Linked DNA regions of Homo sapiens: region 2 is linked to region 1. A link is a contact called in ENCODE Hi-C or POLR2A ChIA-PET data. All regions are on one chromosome and are shown on one strand. Each heading gives the region's core, a stretch centred on a gene start or an enhancer-like site at or near the end of the contact. The rest is flanking DNA. Distances are from core to core; before and after follow the strand shown. Region 1 has its middle 30 kb from the start of LRRC37A. Region 2 holds the start of GOSR2 (golgi SNAP receptor complex member 2).

The links. Hi-C counts contacts between places; a loop is a spot of excess contacts on that map. ChIA-PET counts read pairs that join two places held with the same protein, here RNA polymerase II (POLR2A). Pooled maps may share reads with other maps.
Region 2: a loop to region 1 is called in a map of IMR-90, with 7 times the contacts of the local background. The contact joins the promoter of GOSR2 here to the enhancer-like site in region 1. A Hi-C loop is called at or near these places in 1 of 168 maps with a recorded cell type or tissue (IMR-90), 1 of 37 single-sample maps with no recorded cell type and 11 of 50 pooled maps. POLR2A ChIA-PET finds 5 or more read pairs at or near these places in 2 of 52 experiments (Caco-2 and GM12878).

Annotation. Positions count from the first base shown.
Region 1 is chr17:46,261,938-46,268,115 of GRCh38, reverse strand. It overlaps a transcript of LRRC37A not described here and the pseudogene LOC100132570. Among named protein-coding and RNA genes, the nearest start is that of LRRC37A, 30 kb to the left of the region's middle. Within about 2 kb of position 1,800, at least 33 of the 41 ENCODE cell types and tissues checked have a DNase peak (open chromatin) inside an H3K27ac peak, as active enhancers do.
Region 2 is chr17:46,921,013-46,926,651 of GRCh38, reverse strand. GOSR2 (golgi SNAP receptor complex member 2) reads right to left here and starts at 3,492. Exons shown (of 6, transcript NM_004287.5): 1 at 3,431-3,492. The coding sequence starts at 3,459. It overlaps GOSR2-DT (GOSR2 divergent transcript), which reads left to right and starts at 3,781. Exons shown (of 3, transcript NR_186460.1): 1 at 3,781-3,841. It also overlaps a transcript of LRRC37A2 not described here and the pseudogene RNU6ATAC3P. RefSeq lists an enhancer at 2,792-3,516.

The DNA.
Region 1 (6,178 bases), core at 551-3,050:
CATTGTATCAGGATTTCCCAGAGCACATGCCTAGAAAGATGTGGGAGTGGGGCTGGGCGCAGTGGCTCAGCCTGTAATCCCAGCTACTTGGGAGGCTGAGGGCAGGAGAATGGCTTGAACCTGGGGGACGGAGGTTGCAGTGAGCTGAGATGGCGCCATTGCACTCCAGCCTGGGCAACAGAGCGAGACTCTGTCTAAAAAAAAAAAAAAAAAAAAAAAAAAGATGTGGGAGTGGGTATTCCCCGCTACCAACCCTCCACACACTCCCCCAAAAAAGCAGCTTTTCTAAACTCAGTTCTGTACAGTCCCTTCTGGCAATGGTGTTTGGTGGTCGCTCACTCCATTTGTCAACATCTATTTATTGACAGCCCGCTTTGTGCCAACAGCTGCCGTTCTCACCCGTGGGGGTGGGGCTGACGGTGCTTAAATCACAGTGGCGGAAATAATACCTGTCGTCTAAATCCTAATCATGTTACAATACTGTCCCCCATCCGTCCCAAAAAAAGACTGGACGACCCACAGCCCGGGCTGTGGCACCCACGTTACAAACGGTGGTATAAAGTACATATGCAGCGTCATTCAGCTCAGTTTCAATACCAGGTTTAAACTCTGGACACGGTTTATTGCAGCTGGAGGAGTCCAGGACTAACATGTGGACTCGGAAGAAGAAGACGTCGGGGGTGAGTGAGGTACAGGCGGTTCATCTTGTACAGCCCGTCCCGATCCACCAGCAGGGTCACCAGCCAGATGCCCGCGCCCAGCACGTCCACGTCATGCACTATCCCGTTCATCGCTGCTTCCAAAAAACAGTTTGGGAACCCCAGTTCCTCTCCCAGTCCCTGGGCGTTGGTTTTTAGCAACAGCGAAACGGCCCGCATGGGTCGGGCGCCCTGGGATCTCGCGTGCAGGATTCTCCGGGACTCGGAAAGGCTCGCGGGGCGGCGGCGCGGCGGCCGGGCTCACCGATTTCGCGCTTGCAGAACGCCTCTCGCCCGTCCATGCCCGCCCGGCAAGCGCAAGCGCAGAGCTCGGCGCCGGGCTCCGCGTCCCTGCGCGGCTGACTGAGGCCGAATCTGAAGCTGAGGCGCGGCGGCGGCGCGGGCGGCGAGCCGGGGGCCGGCACAACGGCGCGCGGCCGGTTGGGGTGGGCAGGGCCGGCGGGGCCCTCGGCGGCGCGCGCGCGCGGCCGGGCGGCGGGGAAGCGTAGGGCCCGTGAGCGCGCGCGTCTCGGGGCTTCCTCCGTCGCGGGCCCGCGGCGCGGCGACGCGCGGTTCTCGGCTTGCGCCAGGCGCGGGCCTGTGGGAGCGTGTGCGGCCTCACGGAAGGTGGCCCGGTTGTCGGCCGGCGGCTGAGGCCTGGGCGCCCCCTCCCCAGATCCCCGCTCCGCTCCCAGGGCTCCGCACTACACCGATCTTACTTTTTCTCTCCACCGGAGCTTCGGGGGATGATCCGACGATTAAACAGAGGAGCCAGAAAGCTCTAGCTGTCATTTTTGCAGACAGGGTTCCCAGGCTCTAAAAGTGAGCCTGGGCTTTTGCTTGCTTTCTCTCCTCTAACCCCTTCTCCACACCCGCGTCCCCGTTCATGCTAATGAGGGGCAGCCTTTGGGGAAACGGGAATCACTCGCTGAGCAGACCATTGGAACAAAACCGAGCCGCAGGGATTTCTCCCTCTTCCTTCCTAAGGGGGACGAGCACATGGCCTCGCAAAGTTGTCCCCGAGAATGTCTGTCCTGTGATCTGCGGGCGAGGATAGCATCACAGCCTAAACTTTAAACTCGTGTGCGTTTGCGCGCTGCGGTGGGGGCAGCAGAGGGTGGGGTGACAAGTGCGGAGAATAAGGGTGTTTCGGGACTGAGGGACTGAGTGGGGGAGAAAGAGTGATGGCCGCTTTTTTCTAGATTAGGTCAACAACAAATAGGAAAATAGTGCTTAAGACAGCGTGGGTTTGTGGAAGGGAGGAGATTCCAGATGACAGAGAATGTATCCTGGAATGTGTATGTTAGGCAATTTCTAGAGACACCAAGTCACTGCTTCCTAAGTTTAGTAAAACTGTTTCATTATATATGACAGCTCACTGTAACCTCTGCCTCCCGGGTTCAAGCGATTCTCGTGCCTCAGCCTCCCAAGTAGCTGGGATTACAGGCATACGCCACCATGCCAGGCTAATTTTTGTATATTTAGCAGAGACGGGGTTTCACCGTGTTGGCCAGGCTGGTCTCAAACGCCCGACCTCAAGCCATCCACCCGCCTTGGCCTTCCAAAGTGCTGGAATTACAGGCATCAGCCACGACGGCCGGCACAGAGGTCTAATTATTAATCAGAAGGTTGCCTGTTGAGGCCGGGCATGGTGGCTCGTGCTTGTAATCCCAGGACTTTGGGAGCCTGAGACAGGAGGATCTCTTGAGCTCAGGAGTTCAAGACCAGCCTGAGCAACATGGAGAGACCCTGTCTCTACAAAAAATACAAAAATTAGCCGGGCATGGTAGCTCACGCCTTGGTCCCAGCCACATGGGAAGCTGAGGTGGGAGGATCGCTTGAGCCTAGGAGGTGGAGGTTGCAGTGAGCCGAGATCGTGCCACTGCACTCCAGCCTGGGTGACGGAGACCCTGTCTCAAAACCGAAAAAAAAAGAAAGAAGAAGAAGAAGGAAGAGGAGGAGGAAGAGGAGGAGGAGAGGAAGAGGAAGAAGAGTAGGAAGAGGAGGAGGAGGAAGGAGGAGGAGAAGGAAGAGAAAAGAAGAAGGAGAAGAAGGAGAAGGAGGAGAAGAAGAAGAAGAAGAGGAGAAAAAAAGAAGAAGAGGAAGAAGAAGAAGAAGAAGAAGAAGAAGAAGAAGAAGAAGAAGAAGAAGAAGAAGAAGAAGAAGAAGAAAGGAAATTTGTCCGTTGAGCATTAAATCAAAGAAGAGAAATTTGCCAAATTGCAGCTGAAGGAGGTGGGTTAATCTACCCTCATTCAGGTGTTGGAGGAATGAATTATCTTCTCCCTCCAAAAGAGCAAACCTCTACAGCCACTGCAAAGCTTGGGTACACCAGAGTCAGGTTCTCCAGACTAGACAGGCCCAGATAAACACTAGTCATATAAACACTAGTAAGTTCATGCCCTCGGGGCCCTGTTCATAGATGTCCTCAGATCCCCTTCTTTCACGTGCTCTTTATTTAAGTCAAGTGGAATAAAATTCACTAGGCTTAAGATTTCTCAGTTACAACCACATCTCTGACATACATTCAAATCACCCACATCCTGCTGGGGGTGTTCCCAAAACTCTTCTGTTGCAGGAATGTTGTGAATGCCCTGAAACCCACACCCTGAAATGTAGAGACAGAGAGCAAGCTGGATGGTTCCCAGGGGCTCCCAGAGCCTCCTGGGGTGGCAACAGCTGGAAGAACTCACCAGAGTCCAGTGCTGGGTCTTGGGCAGTGTCTGGCTTGCAGCCTTAGAAATCACACTAATGGTGGAAGGTACAAAGAGTTCAAAGAGACTGATCTATGTAGCCAGAATGCCAGTTTATTAATTTACAGTGAGAAATCAACTCAGAAATGCAACTCACGTCAGCCTGGGTAGCATTCTCTTTCTATAAACAAGCCACACAGGAAGCCAAGTTATCATCAGGTTGCTTGGTAATATAAACCAGAGCCCAGGGAGTTTGTCACCTGATTGGAATGTTTAACAGTATTGGTTTCTCACAGCCTAATGTGTTCATCTTTACAATAGGTGTGTATACCTGTCGGGAGGAAGAACCCAAGAGACCAACTGGCAACTTCCTTGATAATTTCTGGTATTTTGAGTGTATGTTTCTGCTTAGCAAATATTTATTGAGCATCTACTGTGTGTTGTATAATAAAGAATTTGTAGGCCAGGCTCAGTGGCTCACACATGTAATTCCAGCACTTTGGGAGACTGAGGGAAGCGGATCACTTGAGCTCAAGAATTCAAGACCAGCCTGGTCTCTACAAAAAAAAAAAAAAAAAGTCAGCTGAGGTGGTAATTCTAGAGAATTTGAATTATCCAGAATGACTCACAGAACTCAGGATAGCATTTTACTTACAATGAATTGTATTATTATTTTGTCGGTTCATTATTTTATGTTTATTTTATCTTATTTTAATAGAGATGGTGGGAGCCAGATGCAGTGGCCCACACCAGTAATCCCAGCACTTTGGGAGGCTGAGGCGGGCAGATCACTTGAGGTCAGGAGTCCAAGACCAGCCTGGCCAACCTGGTGAAACCCTGTCTCTCTCTCTTTTTTTTTTTTTTTTTTTTGAGACAGAGTCTCACTCTTGTTGCCCAGTCTGGAGTGCAGTGGCACAATCTCGGCTCACTGCAACCTCCACCTCCCAGGTTCAAGCGATTCTCCTGCCTCAGCCTCCCAGGTAGCTGGGATTACAGGCATGTGCCACCACGACCTGCTAATACTGTATTTTTGGCAGAGACGGGGTTTCTCCATGTTGGTCAGGCTGGTCTCAAACTCCCGACCTTAGGTGATCTGCCCGGCTCAGCCTCTCAAAGTGCTGGGATTACAGGCATGAGCCACCGTGCTCAGCCTTTTTTTTTTTTTTTTTTTTTTGAGACAGAGTCTGGCTTTGTCACCCAGGCTGGAGTGCAGTGGTGTGATCTCAGCTCACTGCAACCTCCACCTCCTGGGTTCAATCGATTCTCCTGTCTCAGCCTCTCAAGTAGCTGGGATTATAGGCACACACCACCATGCCTGGCTAATTTTTGTATTTTTAGTAGAGACGGGGTTTCACCATGTTGGGCAGACTGGTCTCAAACTCCTGGGCCAAGTAATCTGCCCACCTCAGCCTCCCAAAGTTCTGGGATTACAGGCGTGAGCCACTGCACCGGGCTCCATTTTATCTTCTGTCTCTACAATTATTTATTTGTTTGTTTGTTTGTTTATTGAGACAGGGTCTCACTGTTGCTTAGGCTGGAGTGCAGTGGCAAAACTCTATCAAGGCTCACTGTGGCCTTGACCTCGCGGGACTCAGGTGATCCTCCCTCCTTCGCCTCCAGAGTAGCTGGGACTACAGGTACCCACCACCAAACCCAGCTAACTTTTATATTTTCTGTAGAGATGGGGTTTCACCATGTTGGCCAGGCTGGTCTCCAACTCCTGGGCTCAAGCTAACTAACCTCCTTGGCCTCACAAAGTGCTTGGATGACAGGCATAAACTACCACACCCGGATTTCCTTGTTACTCTAGGAGACATTCTGGAACTTGTACATCAGCTGCTGATTTCATTTTCAGTGCCATCAATTCTGCTTTTTGCTCTGTCCAATGAGGATCTTCCTTCCTTTCTTTTTTCTTTTCTTTTCTTTTTTTTTTTTTTCCAAGACCGAGTTTTGCTCTTGTTGCCCAGGCTGGAGTGCAATGGCTTGATCTCGGCTCACCGCAACCTCCGCCTCCCGGTTCAAGTGATTCTCCTGCCTCAGCCTCCCAAGTAGCTGGGATTACAAGTTACGGGAATTCTCACAAAAGTACAAGGAGAAATAGTCCTTATGAAGAAGGAAATTATAAAAAGGGAATAGACTGAAATGAACAAACAACAGGATGAACAAAAAAGGAAGCTGACTAATAATTCCTGAGCTTTTAAATCCTTACTGGGGCCAGGCGCAGTGGCTCACGCCCTTAATCCCAGGACTTTGGGAAGCTGAAGCGAGCAGATAGCTTGAGCCCAGGAGTTTGAAACCAGCCTAAGCAACATGGCAAAATCCCATCTCTATTAATTAAAAAAGAAGAAGAAGAAGAAGAAGAAGAGGGGAAGGGAGAAAGGAAGGAAGATCGGCCGGGCGCAGTGGCTCACGCCTATAATGCCAGGACTTTGGGAGGCCAAGGCAGGTGGATCACCTGAGGTCAGGAGTTTGAGAGGCCCGGTGCAGTGGCTCATGCCTGTAATGCTAGCACTTTGGGAGGCCAAGGTGGGTGGATCACTTGAGGCCAGGAGTTCAAGACCAGCCTGTGCAATATGATGAAACCCCGTCTCTACTGAAAATATAAAAATTAACCAGGTATGATGGTGCTCGCCTGTAGTCCCAGCTGCTCAGGAGGCTGAGACAGGAGAATTGCTTAAACTCGGGAGACGGAGTTTACAGTGAGCTCAGGTGGCATCACTGCACTCCAGCCTGGGCAACAGAGCAAGAACCTGTCTCAAAAAATAATAATAATAATAATTGTCTTTA
Region 2 (5,639 bases), core at 2,243-4,742, 660 kb before region 1:
TGGGAATTCTAACACAACATAACACACTGGAAGTCCATAAGAAACAGGTGATACACAAGCATGACTTGGGAGCGTGGACATGAGGAAAAAGAAGTCTTAGCCCTCTCTAGCATGGGGTCCATGGTGGGCTTGGGTGATAATATAACAAAGCAGAGAAATAGTAGCAAATAAGCCAGGGTCATTGTAGCCGTCTTTAAAAAAGGTTTACAGAAGATCTAGGAAGAATTTTTTAATGGAAGTGCTTTTTAAAAGTTCATGAAACTACTCACCGCCCCCCACCACCCCATAACATCCACTTTGCATCCAGGCTGCCTCTGACCATGATGAACATGAAAACGCTGTGTAACCTACACAGCATCATGTAAGTTTGTTGTTAACTTTACTTAAAAGTAGTGGCAACAATCTGGTCATTTTCATTTCACTCACTTTGCCTTTACATTTCGCTCATTAAAGGGCAAAATCTATAAAGGAAAAACATGGTCTTGAGATAAGGTAATAGTTCTTAAGCTCCGCTGTTCAGGAAAAAAAATGGTCTTGAGATAAGGTAACAGTTCTTAAGCCTACCTGCTCATCAAAACCACCTAGGGAGCTTGTTAAATGTAGTGCTTCTTGTGTCCTGGACATACGATAAGGTCCAGGACAGGAGACTGATCTTGGACTACATAGGGGACAAATGTGGTCACCTTTACAACCATTGGGATCTCAAAAATAGAAGCCTGGCTATTAGCTCCTCTATAAAGTTCATCTAAATTAAACATTTAAGTGTAAAATGTTTATTGTTTTCATTCATTCATTATTTTCATTCATTCATTGTTCAGGTAGGTTCAGGAGTTTTCAAGTAACTTTAATATGTCAATCTAATTCCAATGTACTCAATGTATTCAGTGACACGGCAAGAGATAATCACAAACTGGGTTCAAAGTTCCAGTAAAATTAATAAGTTCAGCTACTGTTGTGTCAACTCAGCTACAATCACTAATTTCTGCAGTTGCGAAAGTTCATTGCTGGTGCTCACTGGACTCCACGTGTTTCTTGTGAAAGTCATTCAGTCATCAGTTCTGTTATCATGGAACTGAAAGGAGCCTTACAGTTTAACCAGCCCAAATTATAATATCATTCTACAGATGAGGAAAAATAAAGTAAGGAGGTCTAGAACCAGAACTCCCACTCCTGGTTCAGCACTGGAGAGGAAAGATAGACAAGATACTGCAGCATAAAAGAAGGTAAACTCCTCGAGGGCAGGGCTGTGCTGCCAGCACTGAGAATGGTGCACAGCACATAGTAGGTGCTCAATAAATATTCAATGAATTAATGAGTGTCGGGGTAGCAGAGGGCCTAATAGTTGTGGGGCAAAGCTGGCCCACTGCTTGTTTTGATAAATAAAATTGTACTGGAACACAGGTACATCAATTAGTTTACATATTGTCTATGGCTGTTTTCCCAATATAACAGCAGAGTAGTAACTACAGAGACCGTATAGCCCACAGAGCCTAAAATATTTACTATCTGGCCCTTAATAGAAAAAACTGGCAAGCTGCTAGAGTCCAAGGGTGCATTGTTGGAGGCCTACAGAGCATCTACACTCCACACACCTTGTTTGGGGTACCATTTAGAATTCCTCTTCTGAGCCATGCAGTTTTCTCTGTGATTAGCTGCACTGAAAACAGGTAGTCTAAGACTCTCTAAATAAAGTTATTCTTGAATATAAAATGGGTCATGGCCTTCTTGGCAACATCCTTTAACTAAATTAACTAGATAAGACCATACATAACAGATTAACTTCAAGGCACTACTATGCCCATTGTGCCCTGCTATTGTGAAAGATAGGCCCTTTCTTAGTAACATGAACATAATTTCGTTTCATTCTTTCTCTAAATTACTCACAGACTAGTTTTAAGTCCCTTCCTATAACGTTTATGTGAGAATAGGGCTCCCCAGTGTAAAAGAAAATTCTGTCATTACAAAGTAGGTTCTGTATTTTCGCCTGTCCAAATGAAACACCTCATCGCCAAAATAAAAGAAACCCATAAACTTAGAAAATGAAAGAGAAAGAGGATCATCACCCTCTTATTCCTCATGCTTCAGGGCATTTCATTTCCAGGCCTTGGGAGTGTGATTTTAAGTGTTTTAATCAACAAAACTACAGCATAAGTTTGAAAGTTCTCAATAGGATAGGTATATACCTCAAAAAATTGAGAAGAGAAACTAAAACAGATACTTCTACACCAGAGTTCATAGCAGTATTATTCTCAACAGCCCAATGGTGGAAACAACTCAAGTGTCCATCAACAGATGAATGGATAACAAAATGTGGTAGACACATAAAACGGAATATTATTCCGTCATAAAACAGAATGAAATTCTGGTAACAGGCTACAATATAGATGAACCCTGAAAACATTAAGTGAAATAAGCCAGATACAAAAGGACAAATTCTGTATGACTCCACTTATATTAAGTATCTAGAATAGGTAAACTCATAGAGAGAAGTAAAACAGAGGTTACTAGGTGTTCTGGAAGGAAGAAATGAAGTGCTACTGATTAACAGGCACACTGGGATGATGAAAAAGTTCTGGAAATGGATCGTAGTGATGTAAGTTGTGAATGTACTCAATGTCACTGAATTGTACACTTAAAAATTGTTAAAACAGTAAATCTTATGTTGTGTATATTTTACAATAAAAAATAAAAATCATAAAATTCCGTCCCTCCAAAACAGGGTAAAAATCATAATTCTGCCCCCCGCCCCCAAAAATAGGGTAAGTATGGCCCCATTAATACTCAACTACGTATCTCAGCAATTCCGAAAGTGCAGGACGATGCGAATAAAGGACACTACCAAGGAATTTAAGTTATGAGAAACTAAATTACAATTTGATTTTCTTAGCGATAACCTGTAACCAGATACGATTAACAAGTAATAATAGTGAATGCTACGTGGACAGCAATTTCTTTGTACCATAAAAATGTGGTCTTTAGTATAAATCGAATAAGAATACAAATACTTTCCCGTACGTGCCCTGACTCTCCAATTAAACAGTACACTCCTACGGCCAGGGGCCGTGTCTCCTACTCCGTGTCTCCTCTCGAGGTCTACCAACCAGGAGCACCGAGTTGACAAGTGCTGGACAAAGTTTTATAACCTGCAGGTGCCAGTTTCCCGTCACCCAGTCTACCCAGCAGGTAGTCACGAACTTGCAGACCCCAGGAGTCATCTGCCCCACGTCTCCAGGCCCCAGCCTGAACCCACTGTCTGTGGCTGACCTGGGAGTCCCGCCAAGGATTAAGCACTTCGGAGGCATCCCCAGCAGTGCCCTGGCGGAAAAACTCGGCCTCTACCCTGGCTGACGTCCGAGGCCTCAGCCCCAGAAGCCAGGCTCACCTGGCCTCGCCTCGTCTAGCCCCTGCCCGCTCCCCGACCGGCCCTCACTTGTGCGTTTGCTGGAACAGGGGATCCATGTCGCCGGCCCCGCAGGCCACGGCTCCGGCTCTGGCTTCCTCGGAACACGTCCTCACAGCCCCCCTTCCGGTTTCCGGCTTCCGGTCGCAGGACCCTCCCTCCCCTGCCGGCCAGGGCTGCCCGCACGCGCGCCTTACTAGCAGTGGTTGCGAGATCGGAGAAGGGGAAGGAGAAATGAGGCCGGCGACGGAAGGATAAGTGTAGTCACAGGCTCGGCTTCACGTGAAGGGCAAGGCGGTGTACATGTTCGCTGAAGGCTAGCCTCAGGATTCAGTCAGGCGTTAGGAAGGACAATCGCGGGATACTAACGAGAGGTCCTCAGAGCAAAGTTGAAGGCGAGCCGCTATCATCTGCTGTTCTCTGCCGCAGAGAGGACTGGAGGTTCTTGCTTGGCTTCACTTTAAACCATTTAATCGGGGGTCTGGAGATTTCGCTCTTCACTGTTTTTCCTGGCGCAAGCTTTTCCTGTTTCGCATTTGTCTACTCACTCTCCCGCCTATCTACCCCCCATTCCTATTTATCCATCCAGTAAACCTACATTGAATGAGTGGTTATTATGTGTCATGTGTAAAGTAGGGAAAACCGGGTTCCTCCTGCCCTCAAAGAGGTTCTGGTCTGGGAAAGGAAATAAGATATGTATACTCTCAAAAGACAAAATTACAAGAAATGTAGTTATAGATTTTTTTTCTTTATTTTATTATTTTTTATTATTATACTTTAAGTTCTAGGGTACATGTGCACAACGTGCAGGGTTGTTACATATGTATACATGTGCCATGTTGGTGTGCTGCACCCATTAACTCGTCATTTACATTAGGTATATCTCCTAATGCTATCCCTTCCCCCTCTCCCCACCCCACAACAGGCCCCGAAGTGTGATGTCCCCCTTCCTGTGTCCAAGTGTTCTCATCGTTCAGTTCCCACCTATGAGTGAGAACATGTAATGTTTGTTTTTTTGTCCTTGCGATAGTTTGCTGAGAATGTTGGTTTCCAGCTTCATCCGTGTCCCTACAAAGGACATGAACTCATCATTTTTTATGGCTGCATAGTATTCCATGGTGTATATATGCCACATTTTCTTAATCCAGTCTGTCATTGTTGGACATTTGGGTTGGTTCCAGGTCTTTGCTATTGTGAATAGTGCTGCAATAAACATACATGTAAATGTGTCTTTATAGCAGCATGATTTATAATCCTTTGGGTATATACCCAGTAATGGGATGGCTGGGTCAAATGGTATTTCTAGTTCTAGATCCCTGAGAAATCTCCACACTGTCTTCCACAATGGTTGAACCAGTTAACAGTCCCACCAACAGTGTAAAAGTGTTCTTATTTCTCCACATCCTCTCCAGCAGCTGTTGTTTCCTGACTTTTTAATGGTCGCCATTCTAACTGGTGTGAGATGGTATCTCATTGTGGTTTTGATTTGCATTTCTCTGATGGCCAGTGATGATGAGCATTTTTTCATGTGTCTGTTGGCTGCATAAATGTCTTCTTTTGAGAAGTGTCTGTTCATATCCTTCGCCCACTTGTTGATGGGGTTGTTTGTTTTTTTCTTGTAAATTTGTTTGAGTTCATTGTAGATTCTGGATATTAGCTCTTTGTCAGATGAGTAGATTGCAAAAATTTTCTCCCATTCTGTAGGTTGCCTGTTCACTCTGATGGTAGTTTCTTTTGCTGTGCAGAAGCTCTTTAGTTTAATTAGATCCCATTTGTCAATTTTGGCTTTCGTTGTCATTGCTTTTGGTGTTTTAGACATGAAGTCCTTGCCCATGCCTATGTCCTGAATGGTATTGCCTAGGTTTTCTTCTAGGGTTTTTATGGTTTTAGGTCTAACATGTAAGTCTTTAATCCATCTTGAATTGATTTTTGTATAAGGTGTAAGGAAGGGATCCAGTTTCAGCTTTCTACATATGGCTAGCTAGTTTTCCCAGCACCATTTCAAAAACGATGGTTAGATCCCACGAAGTAGGTGGTAATGCCTTAACCGTATGCGTGTTGTCAGGCCCAAGGGCCTCTTCCATCCTTGTCAAAGGGAGTGCTAACCTTCTCTCCTTTAATACAACACAGTTACAGATCTTAACTGGCTATTTGCGATTCTAGCACCAGGCAACACCTTATTCTATAAAATAGAATGAGTATTCTGATGAGCTGAGCAGAGGAGATTATCTTTATAGAC